5 separate regions of the Mus musculus genome follow, and regions 1, 2, 3 and 5 are each linked to region 4. The links are chromatin loops, found by intact Hi-C in ENCODE. Cell type or tissue: heart. All regions are shown on one strand.

What was found. A loop is a pair of places that touch in the nucleus more often than their neighbours do. Peaks named below come from ENCODE experiments on the same cell type or tissue, not always from the same donor. Only the 100,000 strongest peaks of a DNase experiment are listed, where the experiment ranks them.
Region 1: a loop joins it to region 4, with 10 times the contacts of the local background. A loop is called at or near these places in 26 of 42 quality-filtered maps.
Region 2: a loop joins it to region 4, with 6 times the contacts of the local background. A loop is called at or near these places in 30 of 42 quality-filtered maps.
Region 3: it touches region 4 in a loop (5-fold over the local background); 10 of 42 quality-filtered maps call a loop at or near these places.
Region 5: a loop joins it to region 4, with 5 times the contacts of the local background. A loop is called at or near these places in 26 of 42 quality-filtered maps.

Annotation. Positions count from the first base shown.
Region 1 is chr13:36,016,691-36,021,690 of GRCm38, forward strand. The region is part of intron 2 of Lyrm4 (LYR motif containing 4); the gene reads right to left. Among named protein-coding and RNA genes, the nearest start is that of Ppp1r3g, 51 kb to the left of the region's middle. In heart, CTCF peaks have their summits at 1,529 and 2,730 (motif pointing right); a DNase peak (open chromatin) is centred at 1,521; H3K27ac peaks cover 551 bases.
Region 2 is chr13:36,280,277-36,285,276 of GRCm38, forward strand. All of the region lies in intron 4 of Fars2 (phenylalanine-tRNA synthetase 2 (mitochondrial)), which reads left to right. Among named protein-coding and RNA genes, the nearest start is that of Gm40912, 75 kb to the left of the region's middle. In heart, a CTCF peak has its summit at 1,984 (motif pointing right); no DNase peak of the experiment used is centred here; H3K27ac peaks cover 805 bases.
Region 3 is chr13:36,729,537-36,734,536 of GRCm38, forward strand. It overlaps Nrn1 (neuritin 1), which reads right to left and starts at 4,941. Exons shown (of 3, transcript NM_153529.2): 1 at 4,700-4,941; 2 at 571-715. The coding sequence starts at 4,754. It overlaps Gm30177 (a long non-coding RNA gene), which reads left to right. Exons shown (of 2, transcript XR_382190.4): 2 at 1-2,386. In heart, no CTCF peak of the experiment used is centred here; no DNase peak of the experiment used is centred here; H3K4me3 peaks cover 2,892 bases; H3K27ac peaks cover 315 bases; H3K27me3 peaks cover 3,585 bases.
Region 4 is chr13:37,309,766-37,314,765 of GRCm38, forward strand. No RefSeq gene overlaps it. Among named protein-coding and RNA genes, the nearest start is that of Gm40913, 21 kb to the right of the region's middle. RefSeq lists an enhancer at 1,201-4,045. In heart, a CTCF peak has its summit at 2,987 (motif pointing left); a DNase peak (open chromatin) is centred at 2,986; H3K4me3 peaks cover 1,498 bases; H3K27ac peaks cover 1,506 bases; H3K27me3 peaks cover 2,171 bases.
Region 5 is chr13:36,786,925-36,791,924 of GRCm38, forward strand. No RefSeq gene overlaps it. Among named protein-coding and RNA genes, the nearest start is that of Gm30489, 35 kb to the right of the region's middle. In heart, a CTCF peak has its summit at 2,638 (motif pointing right); no DNase peak of the experiment used is centred here.

The DNA of each region.
Region 1 (5,000 bases), 1.3 Mb before region 4:
AAATCATATCCAGAGCCTCCATGTGTGATAGAAACTCTTTTGTTTATGATATGTTGGACTTTTAATCTTACATTTCACGTATGAAAGCCTACACTTTATAAAATTATGGGCACTTATACATGTGAGCAGATACAATGCCAGTGACACTGCGCTGCCTCCTGGGAATGCAGAGCGAGAGGCAGGAGGGTGACGTGGCTCAGGTCCCCATGGTTATGTATCTTCTGTTAAAAGGCGATCGCATGAACAGTAGCGTGCACAGCTGTCAGGGATGGAGTTTTGGTTTTCTCTGCCACTTCACTTGCCCCTTGACTTTGGGCGAATCATGTTCCTCGTCTGTAGAATGCCAGGTGATAGTTTCAAATGTCCCCGCTGACCACAAAAGCCACTCTAAGCATATAAAGTGCCATCAAGAAAACATCTCAAGTAGCCTAGGCAAGAGCCCCCAGGACAGGGTTTCTTCTTTTGCAGGCTCTCACACCCACAGTGACTAGCTGCACAACAGAACCTCATTCTGTGAAAGTGTTTACTGACAGGAGACATGAGAGGCCCCAGGATTTTACAGAGCAGGGAACTGAAATTTCAGAACAGCTAAGGATGGCCAAAATCTCTGCAGACTGGAGGAATTTTAGAGACCATGAAGGCATTAGAGGAGTTGGGGGCAGGGAGTGTCTTATAATTTGAGGTAAGGTTTTCCAAACTTTCCAGCCCTCCAACTGGAATTGCACACTGTACTACCACTGGGGCAAATGTTTAACTATAGACAGGATAATGACCAGAGCTCAGCCTTTCTTTCTTCCACACTGGAGATGGAACTCAAAGCCCTGAGCTTGACTGACAGGCATGTGACCTACCACTGTGCTCCACAGCCCACTCTCTTTTCCAATCACATTTATCTATTTTATGTGTGTGCATGTACATGTGTGCTATGAAGCATGCATAGAGGTCAAGAGACAATTTGCCCAAGTTGTCCCTTTCTGTTATCCTGTGAATTCCAGGCATCCATCTTAGGTTTTCAGGCTTGCTGGTAAGTGCCTTTACCATGAGTTTCATGGTGGGTCCCAGTCTTTCTCTTTTCAGGATGAAGAAGGTCAGACCAACAGAGCCTTGGACCTTGTCTGACTGCAAACTGGAGGGGGATTTGGAACAAAAGCTGGCCCACTGGCCCAACCAATCACCCACTGAAAATGGGTTTGAGGCCACCAAGGGCCTCTGGCATATTCTGTGAGGTTATCTGTGTGTGCAAGGAACCTACAGTAATGTGCAAAACAAACCTTGTCGGTGGTTGTTTCCAAGGACAGACTTGTGCCCTGAATGTCCCTCTTCCAGTGTGACTTAAATCTTCATGGAGACACTATTACTGTGCCTGGAAGGTTCTGTGACTCTGACCCTTACACCCCAACGACAGCAGAAGAAATATTGCACGGCACTAGAAGTAATGTGACTTCTGCCTGGCTCATTCTTAGAATTCTAGACCTGGGAAGCTGCCATGCTATGAGGAATCCCAGGCTACAGGGAGAGCTCCCACTTGTGGTCTGGCTGAAATCCCTGGCCTGGCCCCCAGCTGCCAGCCAGCACCAGTTGTCTGACAATTGAATAAGAGGACTTGGGGCTCAGCTTTTGGGTCCCTGATCATTGTATTTGTATTTCAGCCATGTTTGGATTTCTGACCTGGAGAAGTAGAGTATGGTATAAAATGAAGATTCTTACTGCAATCCACCATCAGACAGGTTGTTTATTATACAACAATAATGGGTATTCACGATCCTTGAGATAAGAGTCTACCTTACATTTGTTATTTTAACTTCTACTACTCTTCCATTCCACACTTTCTTCAACTGTTTATGGAGAAAATAAAAAGCCACGTTTAAACGTTTTCTCCTTTAAATTTGAAAAATAACATTCTTTGTATCAAAAGATAGTGTTACACCTCTTTGGGACTATAGCCACACCCAGATTTTAAGGGTATACTACACAATAGCAGTTCAGTCATCTTCTGTTTTACACAGTCTTTATTCACTATAGAGTCCCTAGGCATCTTGCCCTCCCCAGCCCCCATATCTCACAGTCTGCAGGTCAGTGCTATCTTCTACAGCACCCCCTGATCCTGTTCTGCATGGTTCACCATGGTCTACTCATTCTAGGTATTTCCTGCTCAGCATTTCATGGACCTCCAAGGAGCTGAGATGCCCCACGCATTGTTTCAGGGCAGAAAAGACCAGCATGTTCCCACTTCATGTTCACACTGACAGACTTCAAGAGACTCAAAAGACATCTGTTAGTGCACTAAGGCCTTCAGTGCCTACACTGAAGGGTCTAGAACTTACACTTCAAGCAGACTTTTGGGGGCTGGTTTAAGTAGGTTTTGCTGGTGATGTTCAGGATTCTGATCTCATTGATGTAATATATTGGTGGTAGTAGGCCAACATTATTGAAAGGCTGACTGTAACAACAGCAGGACCCATTTTAAAGATACTTTGAGCATAGCTTTGATCTTGAGATGCAGGCTGATGGGGCCTTGGTCTAGGCGGCTCAGAAAAGCACACAGTGAGAATCAAGCCAGAAAGGAGAAACTGCCTCTGTCATACTTCTAGAGTGCTATGGTGTCTGCAATCTTAAAAAACAAAAAACAAGGCAGTTGTCCATTTATTGGGGGAAATTTTTGCCTCAGAAAATCCTGATTTATGAAGAATTACTAAAGAATTCACCAACATAAAACAAACTTTTGGCCAGCAGATGGCAGTAAAGGACCTTGGAAGTGAGTCCAGCAGTGCGTTCTGAAATGCTGGCAGGTAGCTCTTAACAGCTATTGTATAAGTGATTTATGTATTTGGATTCTGCTCAATGTTATATATGCATTACTGAATAAAACATTCACAGTGTATTTTCTAGCAGCAGCTGAGCTCCAATTCCAAGGTTCTGAGGCCTAATTCCCAAGGCTCAAAGGAGCCCCTGACATCAAATTGCTTTTCTTCCCTGAAGAGCTGCTCCACACCCCAGAAAAAGAAATGCTTAGAGCAGGGAGAGAGATTTGATGTGACCGCATCCTCAGAGCAGCTTACCCACTGAGGGAGGACGTGCGAGGAAAGCAAATGCCTGTCAGGCATTTCCTTGAGGCATAGCCGGTTGTTTCCTTCTCAGCACACGTCACACCCTAGCCTTGGGAGAGGAAATGCCTGACTCAGTTTCCACAAGGAAAAGTGGTTATGTTTTGGAGACTCATGCCAAATAAACTACTTCATGATTTTCTCCATCTTTTCCAGAGAACCCCAGCTACCCACAGCCACAGGAGCTGGGAAATCGAATTGTTCCAAACAACAGAGTTAGAGCTATGTAAATGCAGGAGCAGGGATCTGCCTGGGCGCTGGTGTGTACCAGTCAGCCTGGTGCCTGGCATGATGTGATTGTGTGGTGGTCACAGTGCTAGTGCAGGCCACAAGGCCAATGCCGTGCCTCAGCTCCAGGGAAAGGCTCCCAGAGAAGGAAAATGTCTTATTTAGAACAACGAGAGGCAGAAAGTCAGGCTCTCTTTTCTGGCAGGGAGACAGCATCTATAATCAGGGCAGACCAGGTACATCCCTGTGGGAAACACCAACCTGCTATTTCAAACATGTGGCTAACTGATAGTTAAGCGCTTTTCATTTACATGACATTTCATTACACACACATACACACACACACACACAGAGGAAAGACAATGCAGTTATCGCTATCAGTGTTAAGAGCTCACATCTGACCATTTTCTGTAGGCCAGGTGAACGCCAACCATTCTTACTGCATCACTGCAGGTGGGTTGTACAGCTGTTCTACACAGTCGACCCCGTTAGCCTCATTTTGTAGAAGAGGAAGCTGAGGACTATGAAATGCCTTGATATTCCATGGCATATACCATGGATATACCAAGGAGTCAGAACTGAAACGGTGAGAACTAAGACCCAGAGTCTTCCTAATTCCTGCCAGTGCTCTTCATCACTGTGACAGGGAGGGTGATAGCCGTGGTATTTCTCAGTGACAGCGAACACTTTCTTGTCCACAGAGTTTTTAAAAAAAGCTTCATCTACAGGAAAAGCAATAGGTGGGGGAAGAAATCACAGGAGAGATTGCTGTGAAGGAGCAGAAAATTCATTTCATGCCAACATTCCTTATGCATACTAATAGGAAATGCTACAGAACACCAGAAACTCACCAATGCCTTTACTAAATATTATTTATTAATAATCATAAAAATAAATGAGACTAGCTATGGTCTCATTTATCCCCATGGCTTCATTACCAATGCTCTCATGGTATTGACTGCCTGACCCGAGCTCCCTCTTGACCTCTGACGTAATCAGCATGTACATGATCCCTACCCCCACCCTTTCCTTGGCCATCATCCCTTCCGCCAGCACTCAGAGCTCTGGCTGGTCCTCTACCTGGAAATTATGCCTCCATTATCAACTCTCTACAATTACATTTTCTTGGTACCGTAATCTCTCTAACATATACATTTTGTATTATCACTTCAGTGACTGAAATATTTTAATTCCCTCTTACTGCGTATGTGTTTCCAACACTGTATTCTACCCACCTCCCTGGGCTAGAGCATAGGACGTCTCACACACGCCTGTATCACTTACTGCTTGCTAGTTTAATGGCACAGTGGTAGCATCCTCGCCCTCTTCAGTCCTAGTAAGCAAATGCCAGACACTGCTGAGGCTGCCTTGATTATGTCCTGTCCTTAGGGTTAGACTTTACTGGAAACATAGCCTGTGCCAGGTATAGTATTTATCATGCAAAAATCCTCTAAAAGAGACACTGTGCTCTTCATTTTTATCAGTGAAAACTGAAATGCTGAGGTCTTGTCCAGGGTGACAGGATCCACAGTCAACTGCATGCTCCACTACTGCCACCAGCAAATACCTGCTGTGTGTACTGCGCCCAGGTCCTGGAGCCCCTGCAATGGACCCACTCTGGCACATGATGCTGTTGATGACCTGCTCTAGGCTGTTCTCTCTCTCTTT
Region 2 (5,000 bases), 1.0 Mb before region 4:
CTCTGTTATTTCCCTCCTTTGTTTATTATGCCTAGCCTTCCTAGGGTGCTGTTGCACACAGAGCAGTACTAACTACCATTCCACCCAGGGTCCCTGCAGCTCACAGCAGCTCATGGTGGGGTGTTCTGCCCCCCATGGTGGACTCCCACTGGCACTGGCTCATGTGACTCCAGGATGGGCTATTAGTAGCTAATCCCCCATGGCTTTCTCCATAGACCATTACTCACAGACAAGACCCCTCATGCCCCTCTACTCCAACACACACCATGCAGGAACCCACCTGCTAATTGGTATTCTTGCAACTCACAGACCATTTGTCAGCCTGTGGAACTTGATCATCAAGAATATTCTTTCTATACACTGGTATCCTATCATAGAGCCAGGTTTCTGTCAGTCATGCTGGCTCACTTTGAGGATAAACTGATGATACTTCATGAAGCAAGCCAGAGGGGATGGGATAATGTATGTGCTTCTAAATAGGGTATGGTTCCGGTAACCAGAGGTTTTATAATACCCCCCCCCAAAGGGAACTGGATTCTGTATTCTACCTCTCTGAGTCTGTTCACAGGATATGATTCTATTCAGTGTTGTACTGCAGAGCTCAGTAACTAAGTCAGTAACTGAGTCAGATATAGATCGGATTCTTTTGTCACTTGTCAACTATATGGTATTATACTAGATATTTATCTCTTTAGTCTCATCTTTCCTTGATTCAATTTTAATTCATTCTTTGATTTCTACTTTTGTTTTAATTTTCTGCGTATGGTGTTTTGGCTACGTATATGTAAGTGTCCAGCATCTGTGCCCAGTGCTTGTTGAAATCAGAAGAGGGGACCCAATCCCCTGGAACAGGAGTTTGGTCATGTTAGATACCATGTGGGTGCTGGGAATTGAAGCTGGGTCCTTTTAGGAGCTGGCAGTGTCCTTTAACACAGACTCATCTCTCAAACCCCTATTCTTTGTTGTTTTGTTTTGTTTTGTTTCGTTTTGAGACAGGATCTCGCTGGCCTGAAACTCTGTAGATCAGGTTGGCCTCAAACTCAGGTTAGACTGAAGTTTACCATCAGAGAATTGGACTGAAGGCCATGCTAGCACTCCTGGCCTGTCTATTAATTCTTAATTAATTTCTAATTTTATTCATGGGAGATATTGACATTAACCTTGAGTTGTAAATATTAAGAATGTTATCTGTAGCTCTCAGAGTAGTTTGTGACATGGAATTTGAATCCACCGTGCATTAAACTTTAGTTAGACTATTATCTATTGTATTGTGGTCATTTTTTTTAGGCATTATGGAAGGAATTAATTTCAGAAGCACAATTTCTGAATCATTTTCTTTAGAGTGAATTTGAACTCAGAGCTGAGCTAGTATTTTAAGTTGTAAATGTAGATTGCCTTCATTTGTTTAAGAGGATTAGAAGTAATATTTAGTGTATTTTTCTCTGAAATTTTATTTTTATGATAATTAGGTTCTTAGAGATTCAGAAGTGAAATGTTTCTGTACTGTTTATTTTGTACAGCGCTGTGTAAATACAAATTTGTGTTTGTTCAAACTAAATTTGAAAGTAAAGTCTAAAACTACGGTTATGACTTTAAATCTAAAATAACAAGTTTTTTCTTTTGACCTGAGTGTTCTAAAACATGTACTAATCAGTGAGCTCGTGTAGACATGAGAGACTGTGAGTGCAAAGGCAGATTCATTTTTTCTTTTTTAATTCTTTAATTTGTGCTTATGATACGCAATCAGCACTCTGAATTTTCCCAAGCTCTTTCTCGAGCTGTTTCTAATAATAGCCAAGGTACTGGTGAGTGGCTGTGTAGAAGACTGTTCTATTTACAGCAGCCTCATTGTTGTTATCTGGATCTCTCTTGTTCCTCTTGCTGATCAGTAAGTGCCTTTTAAGTTAGAGTTTTCTAAGAGTGCATTGTAACAGAAGTGAACCTCAGCGGGAGGTTTCCAAACTGGAGAGCCTTACCTAGACACAGCAGCAGAGGGCGCTCGGTCCCTCTTTTCACGATAACAGAGCCTATAGCAACCATCTCTCTTTTGAGCAGCTAAGCAGGAATTGTTCATATTAATTAAGTTTTTCGAAGATCTTGTTCTGTGATCTGGAGCTAGGTGCCTTAGAGTAAAATAGGTCTTATTTCAGTCTTGGGAAAACGGAGTAAAACAGGGAATTTCCTGAAACTCTGCAGGAGGAATAAAAACGCATATACTAATGAGTGAGATTTCAATGAAACTCAGTGAATCCTTCTCTTTCCTTTCCATAGTCTGGCTAATGCGCAAAACATCCATTTTCTTAAGAAGACCCAAATGAAAACCCCAGGAATTTGCATTTCCTCTTGAATAGTTTCCTTAATGAAAGGTGTTTGAGACATAGGGTTTAAACAAATCAGTGACTTGAAACATTGTGGCACCTACTTGAAATTTAAACCTTTTTATTAGATAGCTAGTGCCTCTTTGCTTTTAGCCAACAAAGACCCGTAAGAAAAAGAAAATGAAAAAATAAATAGCATTTCTGGACCCCTATTGCCTAGTGCAGGCGGATTATATTCCCTGTGATCTTGTTCGCTCATATTATGTGGTGATTAGAGCCAGGCTTCAATCAGCTGAAAGATTCCCCAAGGCAGGGTCTTGTCCCACCAGTGCACATGGCATGCCCCGTCTGACACCAGGGCAACTTGAGAATTGAGCCAGAGATGCTGCAGTTTGGTGTAGCAGATGCACACTGGTGGTTGCCATGGAGATTGCTAATACTGCTGAAACTCAAAGAAAGGGCACTTGCCACAGCTCAGGAGCCTGTGTGAAAGTGAGTGAAAAGCAAGTGGAATTCAGAATAGGGCCTCAGCTACTTGTCCCACATGGAGTTTTAATTTCCTTTCCTTTCCTCTTCCTTTTTCAGAATCTAGATTGAAAACAGGGCAAGTCATAAGGCAGGCTGGAGCCCTCGGAGCTCTCTGCAGCCTGACATATCCTTGGGATAAGTGTATATTAACAAGCAGGCATGACTAATAGGATTGGGGTTGGGGGCTGGGCTGGCGTGTGGCAATCCTTCTGGAGCCTCTGGTCTGCTTGTCACTGGGGCTTACTAGGCACCTTGGGATTTGTCTGCAGCATATGTGCTGCTGTTAATGATTGAAAAATTACCACAACAATTAGTCACGGATCACTGAAGGCAGGGCCCCAAATGTGATGGACAATGTGATTAAATCCATGTATGTGACAATTAACTCTCCTGCAGGTTTATCCATCCAGGGAACGTGCCCTAGGGGTGAGAGCAGAGTGGGTTGAGACGATGGGGAAGCGTGGTGTTAGAAAGGAATAGGGGAGGTGAACGCCACAGACGAGACTGATGCAGCTGGCACTATTGGTTTTTAATCTGATCCGGAATTAATCACGGTTTGATTAATCCTGGCTTTATTGCACCTTTCTATTGCCCATTTATTTATTTCTGCCTCAATTTGATGGAGGTGTGACTGATTAAATTCTGCTCATTCCATGTTTTTGAATTTTTTAAATTTGGCTCTCCATTGAACACAGTGTTCTAGGTGGTCCAAAGTCCAATTATCTTGTAAGAGCTTAACAGGCACCAGACACAGCATGTCGTGAATCCCCCCATGTATCACAGCTGAGTGACTCAGAATAAATATTTGTTTGTTCAGTAATCTGCCAAGCAAAAGAAGCCTGTGATGTCAATATGCTTGGTTATTTGGAAGAAATAAGATTCCCCACCTCCCAACTTTGGTAATAAGAGTAACACAAACCAAGAAAATTTTGTGCAGAAAGGAAGAAAAATATTTGTATGAACTTATCTTCAAATACATTTTTGTAGCATAACAAGGTCAAGTTATGCTTGTCACTTATAGCTGTGGCTGTACATTGCTTTTTAAACCACATGCTCTGTTCTTTCTTTAGATGATTCTTTGTTATCCATGTTGCTTATGAAACACTGCACTGTAATAATGCCTAGGAGGCTGTGACACAGAGCAGCCCAAGCAGAGCCTGTTGCTTTGTTGTACCTCCGGGGCCTGGGATGTGCTGTGTTGCTTTGTATCTCCTGGGCCTCAGATGTGCTGCTGGGTGGCAGGTGGCTTGCCCCATTCAGAAGACATGGGAAATTACATGGTCTACTTATGGTGTTGCTTCATTTTTCTAATAGAATTTGGGAGAACAATTTTTATACCCCCTACCTCCCACCCCAGACTCTATTGGGTTGTCTTCTTATCTGCATTTTAGCATGACCTAACCACATATGTAAACTAGAACATTTGTTTGTGGTGTGGGCCATAGTAACTTCCAGCACAGTAGACTCAAAGACAAAAATCAGCCCAAGAAGAGTCTTGCTGCTCTGTGAGAGCTCAGAGAAATATTGTGTCATTGATAGTACCACTGATTTGAGCACCAAAAAAGAGTGTCAGCCTGCCTGCAGATGGATGATAGGGAAGCCCAGAACCTCTGTCTTCCGCTGGTTAGCCCACCCAATGCTCCCCTGTAGCCAGCCTCGTATGAAGACTGGAAAGCTCTTCCTCAGGAACTGGCATTCTCTTCTACTGCACTCCATTCTGGAACCAATGTTCCAGCTCGGTAGTCACCGATAGCAGTTCATCTGTCCTTCTGTCCATTTAATTGGGAATGTAATGACCAGGACTGACAGCCAGTCTCTGTCCATTTGCTTGTTTGTCCAAGTGTTATTTCAGTTGTTTATTATTTACCAGCTGGTTTGCCATGAGTGAAGCAGTGCGCCTAGCACATACAGTGGACATGAAAATGGGAAATATAGTATTTTGCTGCAGCCAGAGTACAGAGATAGATGAAGTAAAAGGAACTGTATTCAAAGTGGGAATTGGCAATTGCTATGGAAGCACACGAGATCAAAGACATAAATATTGCTGGCAGGAGACGTGACTTTTCCTTAGATTTTTTTGCAAGGTTTTCTGGTACAAGTCTTTGAATATTTTCTCAGTTCACTGATAGCAATGGCCAAAAGACTAGATTTTTC
Region 3 (5,000 bases), 580 kb before region 4:
TTTCTCTAAGAAACAGGGAGACCCTCCCTCCCTTCCTGAACGTGGCCTCTATTTTGGTCTGTTTTGGAGGGGCTTTGCCTTTAACTAAATGTAGCATCACCCCAATTCTCCTTAAACCAGAATCAACTGTTCAAGAGTCCTAGGCAGGCTGCCCACTCACAAGAAGAAAGATTGGAGATTATCTCAAAGGAAAGATTTTTGTGGAGCAAGAAACTGCTAAACTGCCACTTTTCCTGGGTCCAAGCCTGTCCTGGTGCAGGCCTGTAAGGGTGGAAAGCTTATGGTAGTGGAAGATTCTCTTTCTTAGCCTTCCTCAGGCCACCGAATCCCCTTAGATAGTGCAGACTTTAAACCAGGGAACTGAGCCTGAGGGCAGCCTTGGCCAGCAGGCAGAAAGGCACAGATGCCAACCAGCAGAATATTGAGCAAATGGGGCTGGGGGTCGAGAGGGGAGGAGGTGGGGGTGGGAGGAGAACGAGGACAGAAGATGAGGGTGGGGAGTGAGTGGCATGTACTCTGACCTCAGCAGAGCCAGCAGAAGGGAAACCCAGGGTCAGAGAGGACACTTACGTGCACACGGTCTTGATGTTCGTCTTGTCGTCCAGGCCCTGCGGGTAGTTGGCCATGCTGTCGCCCAGCTTGAGCAAACAGTCTGAAAAGCCCTTAAAGACTGCATCACACTTGCCCGCTGCTCTCACGGCCTGCACCAGGTAAGCTGTGGGGAGGAGGGACACCAGTAAGCATCACCGCCACTCTGCCCCACTACTGACCCTAAGGCTCCTTGGCGTGGTCTCTTTTCTGATCCAGCACTGTGGCCCAGGATGACCTATTTGCATTCGGTCCACCTCTGGTGCAGATGGAGGGATCCGAGGGAGCGTGGGTGGGTGAAGAGGGATAGCAGGGAGGTGAGTCCATTTATTTTTCTCCAGCCCGCTCCCAACTGCTCTCTATTTCTTTTTCTGTTTTCCTCGCCCCCTCTTCTCACCTCCCTCATCTCCTTTATTACCCTTTTTTTCCTCACTCCCTCCTTGTCTCTCAACACTTCCTCCAGCAAAAACCCTGTCACGTCTCGCGGTGCAATCTTCCATTTTTGTGGTGGCAGAGGAGGTCTGAGAAACAGTGTGCTGGGGACGAAAACGGGCCTGGGAAAGGTGGGGAGGCTGGGGTTACGCAGCTGAACTAAGCGCCACACCCCCAGAATAGCCATCGGGTACCCGGATCTTTGCCAGGAGCTCAACAAATAATTGCTGAATGAATGAATGAATGAATGAATGGTCTTTGGAAGACCACAACGGCCAAGGGAACAGGATATTATTATTATTATTATTATTATTATTATTATTATTATTATTATTATTATTACTGTTATTTTTATTCTGATTGCCCAGCTCGGAGTCTCTTCTTTGTGAAACTCTTAGGTGAATACTTCCTCTGCACCTCTAAAGAAGGGCAATAAATGTCAAGAGACCTAGTTGGGATGAGGATTGGTCTCAGTAGCTGTGTGTGTGTGTGTGTGTGTGTGTGTGTGTGTGTGTGTGTGTGTTCCCGCGCGTGTGCGCGCGCGCCCTGTTTTCTCTTTGCTTCTCTGCATCTCTCACCTTTGCACACCCCTTTTATATCTCTGGAAACAGCTAGGTCAGACCTTTCTTCTCAAGGCTGCAGCCAGGCTGCTAGGGGCCCAGCAAGCTGCGGCCTAGAACTTTGGCTCGGACAGGGATGGGGTGGGGGCTGGAGATGGCACAATCTGTGGCAGAGGTGGTGGGGGAGAGAAGAAAAAATTTCAGGCCACACTGAGGTCTTAGCTTCCATACTCAAACCAACCAAACTCGGAGGCGGTGAATTTAAGAGCTGCTAGGTTCCGGGAAGGCCAGCGCAACTTAAACTCCATTTCTTCCCATCTAGTGGCTAACAAAAATCCCAGGGTACCCGAAGGGCTAGAGAGAGGCGCAAATCACCGCTGTAAGGGCGGGGAAGGGGAGACGGTGAATTCCAAAATGGAAGTGGGCCATGGGCTCTAGGGGGTCTGAGCTCTGGCCTCTTCTGCGTCCATCCCGGGGTGAAAACTCCCAGAAGGATAGATCACCTAGCACCCTCAGTCTCAGTCTACCTGTCTCTGAACATCAAGCTACTGCAGACTCGCGGGAAGGTGACCCAGTCAGCTGCAGACAGCCGAGAGCTGCGCTTGGCAGATTGCAGCAGGAAGAGCTAGGCGGGACTAGTGCTTTCTAATCCGGAACGGGAAGCTCTGCGGAAGGGAGCGAGGTTAACTTCCACCTTAGCTGGGGCAAACACACAACCTTCCATAGACCTATACCGATTTCACGCCGATTTTAAAAAGAAGAAAAAAACCCTTGGCACTATAATAAAAGCAAAATTTAAACACCGACACCGTGTCTTATGAATACATAAATCGTTGTTCTACTGTAGCTCGGCCACGATGAAAGAAATCGCATTAAGCTTCCTCTATAATGTATGTTACAAACATGCCTTTGCGAGAAGAAAACAAAATGCAACCTAGCCTCTCTGGCCGCAGGCCCTTCCTCACTCATTGCTCCTCCCCCTTCCCCCAAAATCAGCGTTGGATTTTAAAAGAGGGCTTGGGGCTTTCTGGAGGCGGGAAGCTTTCCTGTCACTTTATTTTTTTTCCAGGCGTTGCTGGAGCAGACCCCGCAGGGCGCATGTGTGTGAGCGTGTGTAAAATACGAATTCGGGAACAGTTCTGTGTCTAGAAATTGTGGCTTCTAGAGCTCTTGCACTGGAAAGCCGGAAGCAGTGCGCGGGACAGAGGGTGCAGGCACCACACATCGGTCGAGTTCCCAGTCCTTTCTGAACCCGGTTTCTGTAACCCCGAGACAGGCAGCCGGCCTGTCTCCTCTGCATCCCCATCCAGTGCGGTTTCCATGTTCTCATTCATTTCTTGGACCTCTCTCATTCATCCCAAACTTCCTCATTCGTTCTCCATCCTCTACTTCCCCGCCCCTCCCCAACCCCCACGCTTCTTGCCAAATGTCAGTAATTTGGGACAGCTTCTATCCATGAATTAATAAAGACTGAGGCTCCAATGGGGGGCGGGGGAGAAAGGTAGATATTTAGGAACATACATTTTAATTCCACTATGAAAATTTTGGTCATCTTCAGGCTGAGGTTCATCAAATGCATCTCTCCTGAAATTACTGTTTCATTATTTCTATTCTCATCTACTAGGAAAACAGAGTCCCCAAACATCCTCCAGGTGAAGTCCCTATCTTAAAACATTAGCTGTTTCTTAATCTATGAACATTAGTCGTCTAACTGCAAAATGCCACACTCACTTATTTCTAACACTTACAGCATTTGCTGCCCTTGGGATCTATGTCCTAGGATGGTTGCAGCTCTTTGAACTAATGTCAAAGGCACAAAACCACCAGATGCAAAGCATTAAGTCATCTCCTAAAATTAAAGGAAAAGGCAACATCCCGGTGCATGCTCCTTGCTTTGCAAAAATCCCAGTTTCTGCAAAACAATAAACAAATAAACAACCAAAAAAATCCCCCAAACAAATTCTCAAGAATATGGCAAATGCATATGGACCCCATAGAAAGAATCAGTTTTAATGCTCCGAAAGCCCCAATTTCTCTATATTTCTTATGAAGAAAAAATGTTAAGTATTTCTTCTCTTGTCCCACACAAATTCCCTGACGCACCCCTGAAATGCTGCAAGGATTTGTCTGTAAAGAACGCTCCAGCCTGGCACGAACAGTTTTCTCCATCTGCAGAATAACCACTGGGAGACTTTCTATTTTTTTCCTTTTGTCCATTCTATTAATAAGCTGCTTTAATTTCCCTTTTCAGTTACATTAATTAATGTTTCCATCCAGTATCACATAAGCGGATTCACTAGTACTTAAAACATTTGCATTTTGGATGGAAAAATATAAACTTTAAAAAAGCCTCCCAACAGTGTAGCTGAGACTCACATTCCTTAACATGAAATGGGGGGGGGGGCTAAATAAATCCATCCAATAAACCGCCACAAACAAAAATTACAAACCCACGAAAAGACAAAATGCGAACACGTTAAACCACTTTCCTGTATAAAAATAATAGAGATGCTAATCTGCCAAAAATCACAGACACACATGACCCTGAAAAAGTATATCAGTGAATATTTGGTTGATTTATCCTTCTCGGAGTAGTCTGCGGTGCCCGGAGCAAACGCTGCAGCTAAGATCTAGGGGGAGGGGCGGAGGAAGGACAAAGTTCTAAATGCTGCAGTTTGAGGGCAGCCTTAGAATATCTTTGCTTTCTGCATATAAACTTTTCAGCCCTAGCTACCTAGGCATCTTATTCCTCCCTTTACCTTTTGACCCCTCAAGATAGTATCTTGCAGTATAACAGGGGACAAATGCTACGAGCGCTCAGATCCTGTTTTAACCCCAAAGAGGGAGGAAAAAAATGGATGTGCGCTTTGGAGAAAAGGGAGAACCCCCCTTGGAAAACAGCCGGTCACACACACACACTTCCCTGCAAAAGAAATCACTTTCTTTAGGAAAACCAAACCAGAACTCCTTCCAGAGTCCCCAAGAGCTAATGCCCCGACTCAGGGAGTCTGCAGGGTTTTCTGCAACCAGCGGCAGACCCTGGCCAGCAAGTCCCCTTAGGCGCCTCTGGGGTAGGCAATCTCCGGTCGCCTACCAAGCCGTACCGGGCGGCCACTTACCTATTTGCACCGCGAGGATCAGTGAAATATATCTGCCGTTCAACTTAAGTCCCATCCTACGTTTAGTCAAACCATTTGCGACCGCAGACCTTTAAATAGTTAGTTTAGAGAACGCGGGGGAAAGCTGAAAAATAGGCATTGCCAACAAGTTCCGGGAGCGACAGAGACTTTATGCACTGGGAAGGCAGAGGGAGGAGAGAAAGAGAGGGAGCGAGGAAGAGACAGAAAGAGAGTGAGAGAGTGAGAGGCTGGGGGGGGGGGGGGAGAGCTGGGAATGGTTCACTCCATTAGGAGGGGGCGG
Region 4 (5,000 bases):
CTTCGATTGCATCTTTGATGCTCTCAAGCTACTAGTTCATACTTTTTTAATTCAGCCGTTGGTTTTTTAGTACAAGGCTTTTTTCTGCTCTCCTCCTTCAGAGCCAGAAATGGAAGCCCTCCCTCTCTGTTTTTCCCCCAAGAAATAAAGCAGGTGGCACATTCTCTTATTTGATAAAAATGTCTTTCTGGTGGCTTTAAATGTGAAAGCTAATTTAACAAACAGCAAACATTCACGGTTCACAAATAACACCTTTTCTTAAAAAAAAAAAAAAAAAAAAAAAAAAAAAAAAAAAAAAACAAACCTGTAGCTTTGCTCTATCTTTAATTTGGCCACTTAATGTTTCAGAGGAAAACTCTAATGGAGGCTCAGTTTTTTGATCTTTGTAGCAGGTATAACAGGTGTTAAAATTAATTCAATTAAACCTAGGAGCAAAGCAATGAGAACGCATTTGATAAGCTACCAGTCTCTGCACAGGTTTTCAGAATAGAAGGTAGAGAGGAATTGCTCAGTCCTAGAACCGCAGCTACCACTGAGGAAGAGGTTGGTAAGGGTGTGAGTATGTGAGGGGGGGGGCGGGGGGGCGGGGTGACTCTGGGAGGGGGCGAGGAGGATGCTAGGAATGCTGGGCCCCACAACTTCCTTGTCACCAGCTGTTTCCGATTCAGCTCAGCGTTGGGAGGTGAGATGAGAAGCCTCTTCAGGCACCTTGAGATGTTTCCACCTTTTCCTTTCTTCAAGCAGAGTCACACCCAGCTCTGCCAGGTCCGGAACTCCACCTCTAACTCCACAGAGCTCAGCCCTGCCTAGAGCACTGCCTTTAGCCTCCTTCTCCGCCCTCCACCTTCCAGGTGCAGGCATTTCAGTCAGGAGCCACCATGCCCAGCTCTACTTAGAGATTAAGGGAATGTTCCTGCTATGGTCTCTTATTTATTAGCATTTATTGAATGACTGCGCTTACAAAAAATGGTCTCAATGAAACGAGGTCTGCACAGAAAAAATAAATAAGATAAGGAAAAAATAAGGACATATACAAAGATTGTGACTCTGGGTGAATTCTTTTGTTTATTTCACCAAAATTTAGAAATACCTGCATTACCTTTTTAAACAAACAAACAAACAAACAAAACTATTTCTAGAGACCATCTCCATACACAACAGTGTGCATGGTATGTAAGTGTGTATTTTTAACTTACATTTATGCAAAAACAATCCGTGTGACAAAAAAAAAAAAAAAAAACCTGGCACAGCCCTCCCCCACGCTCCCCCACCCTTTCCCACCCTCCCCATCCCCTCCCCCACTCAGGAACAAAAAGCCCCTCAGTGTTCTTATCTAATAGTGACTTCTCCTGATATATCTGTATCATATTTTCAAGAAAAGGCCGGTTTCTGACCTGTGATAGGCCTACCTATGTGTTGGGTAGATCCAGGTCCACACCTTGCACCTGTGTGCCTCTGGTCCCCTCGAGAGCGCAAAGTTAGACCCGCCCTCATTCTGCCCCTTCCTGTGCCCGGGTGTTGGAGTCCTTTCCTTTCAACTTATCCCTTCCCCATGTCTCTCCCTGAGCCCCGGTCTCACTCACAGCCCCACTAGCCCGGCCCTTGGCCCACATTAGACTCTTTCATCTCCATTTTGTGAGTTTATCCCCGCAGATCCCTGCAAACTCCTGGAGGTCAGAGCTGAGCACCTCTGTGTTCCTTTTTCCAGGCAGGTTGTCTACACATGCTATTAAACTAGACAGGCGCTCTTCCTCATCCCTCCTTTCCCACTCGCCCAATGCTCAGAAATCAAACAAAGCCAGAGGGACCAGGACACGCCCTGGAGGAGCAGGAGGGGACCTGGGACCAGCTTCTCCTGTCTATCAGTAATTAGAGCGGTGGGGGAGGGGCTGCCCTTGGCACAGACAGGTCCTTAAAGGCTGCTGCCCCAGAAACTGCCTTCAGATCGACAGCCAAGGGAATCGCGATGAAAAATTCATCAGCTTCTTACTTTCCGCGGCCCAGCTGCGCCTAGCAGATGACCTCGGCGGGGACAAGCCCGCTGTGAGACACCGTCTGGTCGCTTCGAGGGGGCCAGCCCAGGCCTGCCGGGGAGCACTGCACCGCTGGGCTTTGTGCGTGCGCCATGAGCACGCGCCTATGAGGCCTAGAAGTACCACCGAGGTTTGACTGCTGGGGACCAGAGACAGTCATCGGACCTTTTGGTGCAAGCTACTGGGAGCCAGAGTGTCACTCTCTAGCAGGCGCCTGCGGTCCATCTTGCCCATCATACACTGTCCTACACAAGGCGCGACCTACTAGTGGAAGCAATACCAATTGGGTGGGCACCTGGGATCGTGGAAGCCCTGTAAGCTATAAAACTTCTAACCCTGGAGACTGGTCATCCTAACTAGACCTTACTTTCATGCCACCACCTCCCACCTTTGCTGGCCCCAAGCTGCCTCCTGAAGTTCTGGATGGGGTAGGTTCTCTTGAGCTGGGGTGGCCTGGGAGGATGACAGAGATCCAGTTGGGGAAATGCTACTGAGTTGCAGGTTTCTGGAGGCCTCTCCAGCCCCTGCCATCTGGGCACTGCACAGACAGACGCTGCGTGGGTCCCTAGAGCTTGCCACCTCCGCGCCACACTGCCAGCCATGCCGCTGCGGCTGCAGAAAAGCCTCACGTCCGAGATTGCTGGACCGTGGGTGGGGGTAGGGAGCGCAAAGCGAGACTAGGCGCGGGAGGCGGGGGAGCGGGGGGCCACTCCTGGACTCTGAATTTTAAAGTTGTTTTCTTGCAATCACACTTTAATATGCACCGATGTCTGGTCTGCGGACCACGCAATGTAGTGAGATGCCATGTTGGCCTCTTTGGAATCCGCAGTAGGTTTTTTTGTGCTGTTCTGCTGGGGAATCAAATGTGGTGATTAGGGAAGTTTTATATTCAGGTCAGGCTTTCCCAGGACTAGAGAATGTACTACAACTTAGGCCAACATCGCCATCTGGTGGTATCATCGAGGGACTCGAGCAGGTGTGGGGAGACCAGAGGAATGATGTCATGGTCTGCAATTTTTTTCTTGAGGGGCGGGATGCTGGCTGGCTGCGGATCTAGTATTGCCTGATGCATTGTTTCTCGGATTTGGGGTTTTGCTGTTATTCACAGGTGAATCACCAAGTAAGCAAGGGTCCTTCCTAAAACTAATACCTTACATTTCACCCCATTGCAGAATTGAATTTAAACCTAAAAGACCCAATGGCTTTGACAGTCTTGAAGCAGGACTCCTTATGTGATCTTTCCTGGGTCCGTCTAAGTTGTTCACTTGACAGCCCCTCCCCGAGGTGTTTCTCCCTCCGGAATTCAACTGCAGAATCATCTGTGTGTTCAGAGCCCGCTTGCATTCTTCTGAGTTTCCATTCCTTCAAGACTAAGGAACAGGCTTCACACTGCCTATAAGCATAGGGTCCCATCTTCAGAGGCATCTCCCTGGCTCCCTTAGTCACTCCTCTGTTCTTTGCTTTACCAGATCTGGATAGAAAAGCCAGCTCCCTTGCTCCTCTGTACTTCTGTCCTCAGCATCCCTCAACACTTTGCCCCTCACCTTAGCTCTAGCCAACAACTGACAGCAAGCACCATTCTGCCTTGCCCCTCGTCCCACCCAAGGCTAAGAAGAAAGGGTGGCCTGAGGTCGCTGAGTGGGCTGGCTGCACATTGAAGGTTCAGGTGAGACCGCAGTGCCGCTTGATGGTGAGCCGGCGTTGATTCCTGCACTGCAGATCTTCTCAGTTTCTTCTCCTCTTTAGCTTTGTGTCTGTACAATACTTGGCTAGTTCAGAAGCAGATCCTCCCACTTTCCAGACACTCTTGCTCCTCAATGTTGCCTCTTCTACCTTAAAGTAGTTGTGTCACTGCCTGGCCTTTTATTCTCTCTTACTTCGGAGGAGGAAAAACAAGAAAACAAAAACACAAAACAAAACAAAACAAAAAAAACCTTTCATCTTTTGCAAACCCTGTGTATCTGCTTTTACCTGCAACACAAACTACTGCCTGCAAGTAAACAGGGGTGGGGAAGAAGAAGCCCCTAAGAAAATGTACAGAAAGAATGGCTACTAGCATTCTCAGAAGAATGGATAAAAATACTGAATGCATTTTATATATGTGTGTGTGTACAAGAATAAATATATATATGACTATATATGTGAATACATATTGTATACACAAGAAAGGGAATAGTAAGAAGACAGAAAGGGGATTTTTAAAAGTTTTAAATGCTAGTAACAATGAAAGATTGAAAAATGTAACATTTCACATAAGCTTCCCAGAAATTCCAATAAAAGGCAAAAAAAAAAAAAAAAGATTGACCAATTTTTATCCAAGAAAAGAGAAAAACAAGATGAGCTCCACAACTTGAGGGGATCGAGGCAAACTGATATCGATCAAATGGGATCCTTTGTCTTAAAAAGTCTTCCAGAAGGCTTGGCATGCCTGTGCATAAATCCTACTCTCAGCAAACCAAAAAAGAGGGTTAGCTCATTTAAGGCCAGCCTGGGCTCCAGAGCAAAACTCTCTCAACAATAAGTCTTTAATAATTCCAAAGGGACAACAGCAGAGCTTAAACCAAAGACAGGGCTCATGCGTTGAGCAAAGTTCCTTGGATAGTCTCATTTACAGCAGCTGGAGTTCACTATTCCATACAGGGGAAGTCTCCTTCATCAAATGGGGAAACATGTCTACTGAGTTAGCAACCAAGAAAACGGACGTTATTTCGAAGTGAAGGAGACTTAGCATGGGTCACTGAGTTGTTACAAGAAGAGAAAACAAATTGGGAAAAAGGTATTTCTAGAAATTGTAATCAAACACACACACCTCTGTAGCTGCCTTCAGGAGTCAATGCTTGTGGGAGGCCATTCCCTGTGCCTCTCCGCTGCTGTTCAGGAGCTCCAAGGGTCCATGATATCACTGAGCAGCAATTCCTGACACTTGCCTGGAAATGCCCTGCCAGAAACCTAATGGTGTATGTTTCC
Region 5 (5,000 bases), 520 kb before region 4:
AGATCCAGTTGTTTCATAAGTTCTGTTAGTTTCACTGTGTCTCTGTTTAGTTTCTGTTTCCATGATTTGTCAATTGTTGAAAATGGTGTATTGAAGTCTCCCACTATTATTGTGTGAGGTGCAATGTGTGTTTTGAGTTTTACTAAAGTTTCTTTAATTAACGTGGCTGTCCTTGTATTTGGAGCATAGATATTCAGAATTGAGAGTTCCTCTTGGAAGTTTTTTTTTTTTTTTTTTTTTTTTTTTTTGATGAGTATGAAGTGCCCCTCCTTGTCTTTTTTGATGACTTTGGGTTGGAAGTCGATTTTATTAGATATTAGAATCTACTCCAGCTTGTTTCTTCAGACCATTTGCTTGGAAAATCGTTTTCCAGCCTTTCATTCTGAGGTAGTGTTTGTCTTTTTCCATGAGATGGGTTTCCTGTAAGGAGCAAAATGTTGGATCCTGTTTGTGCAGTCAGTCTGTTAGTCTATATCTTTTTATTGGGGAGTTGAGTCCATTGATATTAAGAGATATTAAGGAAAAGTAATTGTTGCTTCCTATTATTTTTGTTGTTAACATTGGCATTCTGTTCTTGTGGCTGTCTTCTTTTAGGTTAGTTGAAGTATTACTTTCTTGGTTTTTCTAGGACCTTGTTTCTATCCTTGTATTTTTTTTTTTGTTATTATCCTTTGAAGGGCTGAATTCGTGGAAAGATAGTGTGTGAATTTGGTTTTGTCGTGGAATTCTTTGGTTTCTCCATCTATGGTAATTGAAAGTTTGGCTGGGTATAGTAGCCTGGGCTGGCATTTGTGTTTTCTTAGTGTCTGTATAACATCTGTCCAGGATCTTCTGGCTTTCTTAGTCTCTGGTGAAAAGTCTGGTGTAATTCTGATAGGCCTGCCTTTATATGTTACTTGACCCTTTTCCCTTACTGCTTTTAATATTCTCTCTCTATTTAGTGCATTTCTTCACGAACTATTCCACAAAATAGAAGCAGAAGGTACCCTACCCAATTCGTTCTATGAAGACACAATTACTCTGATACCTAAACCACAAAAAGACCCAACAAAGATAGAGAACTTCAGACCAATTTCCCTTATGAATATCAATGCAAAAATCCTCAATAAAGTTCTCGCTAACCAAATCCAAGAACACATCAAAACAATCATCCATCCTGACCAAGTAGGTTTCATCCCAGGCATGCAGGGATGGTTCAAAATACAGAAATCCTTCAACGTAATCCAGTATATAAACAAACTCAAAGACAAAAACCACATGATCATCTCGCTAGATGCGAAGAAAGCATTTGACAAAATCCAACACCCATTCATGATAAAAGCCTTGGAAGGATCAGGAATTCAGGGCCCATACCTAACCATGATAAAAAGCAATCTACAGCAAACCAGTAGCCAGCATCAAAGTAAATGGCAAGAAGCTGGAAGCAATCCCACTAAAATCAGGGACTAGACAAGGCTGCCCACTTTCTCCCTACTTATTGATCATTGTACTTGAAGTCCTAGCTAGAGCAATTCAACAACAAAAGGAGATCAAGGGGATACAAATTGAAAAGGAAGAAGTCAAAATATCACTTTTTGCAGATGATATGATAGTATATATAAGTGACCCTAAAATCTCAGTCTAAATAGTCTGCTTTTCGCCATCTGGTAAACTCTGGAGTCAGTTGTTATAGTTGTCTCTGGTTAGAGCTTGTTCCTCTCGTGATTCTGTTATTCTCTACCAGCAGACTGGGGACACTAGCTCTCTCCTGAGTTTCAGTGTTCAGAGTACTCTCTTCAGTCAGGCTCTCCTCTTACAGGGAAGGTGCACAGATATCTGGCGTTCAGACTTGCCTTCTGGCAGAAGATGAAGGCCCGAAACAGGACCTGTCCCAGAAGCTGTTAGCTTATGTTGTCCATACTCTCACCTGTGCAGACTAGTCTCGGTGGAATCTGGGAGCCAAGATGTCTCCCGCAGATGCTCAGGCAAAACCCTCCCAGGCGGGGCAGACACCTATCCTCTGGCAGGGAAGTTGCCTGGATGTCTGGAGCCCGAAAAGGGGGCTGCCTCAGAAGCTCTGTGGCTCCTGCCTGTCCCAGAAGCTGTTAGTTTCTGTAGTCCACACTCTTACCTGTGCAGAGTAGTCTCGGTGGAGTCTGGGATCCAAGATGTTTTCCACAGATGCGTAGGCCTTGCATAAACTCTTAAACTGTCTTTTTGGATGAGGATACTGCTTGGTTTTAAAAATTACATCTGATTAGTTCAAATCATATACCATAAGGGAGGTTTGCCTTCTGTATGGGAGTTGCAAAGTCTGGATCTTTGCTTAGATGGCTCAGATCAATCAGTCAGTCAAATTTCCTCTTAATTTGTGTTGTGTGTGGTCTTCTAGAGACCATGGAGAGTAGCTCATGTGCAGACAGCTCTAGAGTGAATTTGAATAGTTCTTTGAACATGAGTAAAAGGAAGCTGAGCAGAGTGAGCAAGCTTTATGAAGACAATATTTGTGCAAAGAGGCTTTGCTTACTGCTATAAGCTTGAGAAGTGTCACCTAGGCTGAAGCAGAGCCACATAGCAGGCTGTGCTCTGGCTTCCTTAGCCCTTTGAAGGGAAGTTAAACTACCCATTTCCAGGAAGAGGTTAAAAGCACATTCAGTTAGACCAGTAGAGGGCACTGCATCTCTGTACTTGCCTATGTATTTATCTGTATGTTATATACTATTACATATGTACTATAACAATGTATATTATAGCAGAGCACAGCATATTTATATATTTAACATTCTCTTGAAAATTTCCTTTCTTGCCTTTCCATAGGAATTACTTATGAGTGAAAACATGGTTTGCCGAGGAGATATTTGCGATGGTGTTTTTGTGTGTGAGCTATACAAAAATATTTACCCTTCTTTATCAACAAACATGGGGAATGAGAAAAGTAGAGAATTATTTTAAAAAGAAACATTCTTAATTCAGATTCTAGATTTCAAGGGTAGAGGTCACTGCACTGATTTTTTTTCTCCTAGGAGGAGAGAAATTTCTTGAAATGACTTTCATCGCTCAAATGCCAGGATATGAACCTTGCTTTTAGATTGCTTCCTGCTGTGCTTGGACCCAGACCCTGGAGTTGGAGATGCCTAGAAATAAGAGCCTACAGATCAAGGCCGAGTCCCTGGCTCTATGAAGATGCTCTGGCTTCCCCCAAGCCCCTGTCTCTGTGTACTGTCACTACTTACGAAGGTCCCACTTAAGTTTCTCCATGAACTCTGCATATTTCAAAAGGCTGCATCAAAATGGTTCCCAGAGAGGAGCCATTGTGCATGGTCTCTGCTCCACACTTTTCATACCCAATCGCTCATCAAATGGTCTGAGCAAGCGGGAGTTAAATACCGCGAGGCAGATCGTTAAAGTTGAGAGAGTTGGGCCTTAAGTCCAACGCAGACCTCAGATCCAGGAGGCTTTCTCAGGTAGGGTCAAGTTAGCTGCACTGACTAGGAAGAAACCAGTCTCTTTCCTCTCGAACATCAGGCTTCTGCAGGCTGGAAAACAAGCTTGGAAACCCTCCAAAGTCCAGCTCAGCTGGAAAGAAATGTCACGGACTCACTCTAAAGGGGAGAGGGCTTGCTTTTTAATTTTTGCAGATGAACTCTGCTGCTGTGGCACCCTTGAAGTGTATGGAGATAAAAATCTCTATATAGTCCTAGACTCTCAGCGATCAGACTGCAGTGGAGAGAACCAGAAGAAAGAGAAAGATATGGGCTGGCAGGTGTGAAAGTGAGAGTTCAGGAAGACTGTAACATCTGAAAGAATGTTTACATCTCTGAAACTGTTGCTCACCCTCCTCTCTATTTCCTTCTCCATTGAGAAGTAAAGGCTCACTTCACTAGTAATACATTGTATATTAGCTGTTACAGTTACATGCCTGTAACTTCTAATATAATTAAAAACCATTTAAATACAGAGACTGGGGTCAGGATATAAGAGCGCTGGCTGCTCTTGCAGAGGACCGGGGTTTGGTTCCTAGCACCCACATGGTGCCTGGAAACCTTCTGTAATACCAGTTCCAGGGACTCCAGAGTCCTCTTCTGGCCTCCTTGGGCATCAGGCCTGCTCTTGGTACATAGACATACAAGCAGGCAAAACAATTAAAATGTAAAAAATTGACAGACTAGGCACACAAATGGTTACTAATGAACGAATTCTGGTAACACAGAATTTAAGGAGTCCTGTGACTCTGTTGCTAAGGTCATCTTTGTTTCCTTGGTCATCCTCCTATTCTAAGCCAAGGCAATTTTTTTGCATTTCACTTATAAAAGATTAAATACAAACAAACACCTTGACTACTCAGCTGGACATGGTAATTCAACACCTATAAAACCAGCACTTGAGAGGCTGGAGCAGGAGGAGCCTGGCTAGTTGGAGCCTAGTCTGGGCTACATAATGAGTTCTAGGCTAACTTGTGATACAGTTCAAGAACCTGTCTCAAAAAACAAATGAAAGCAACAGCAGCAAAAGACAGCTCATGTGGTAAAAAACCATCCTGCCTCTATTAGATAAAACTCGCTTGGTTTGGCTTTTCTGAAAAGCAATCAGTGTGTCTCAGGAATTTCTCTTCAATTGCATTTTCATAATAAGAAAGTGAATGAAGATGTAGGCTCCACTCTCTTATTGGAAAGCTATTTTGGCAGTGGGTCTTGGCTAGGTTAGATGTCGACTAGGAAATGAATGGAACTTACTTTGCACAAGCAAGCCCTGTCCTGGCCCCTGTTATGTCTGATTAAACATAAGCAAGATGCTTGCTGGAGGATCAGTTGTTTTACCGCCCTAGAGGTAATGGGTCCAGGGAGAATGGAGCCGATCAATGAGGCAGACTAAAGTCTTATGCCATAGCCAACTTTATTCAGAGCATCAGACGATTTATACTCTGAGTGTTAAAAAGAGTTACATTACTAGCAAGGCGTTCAATCTCAAGGACAAACCTCAAATGGTGGACAAGCTGCATAGAGCAAAACAACATCAACAAA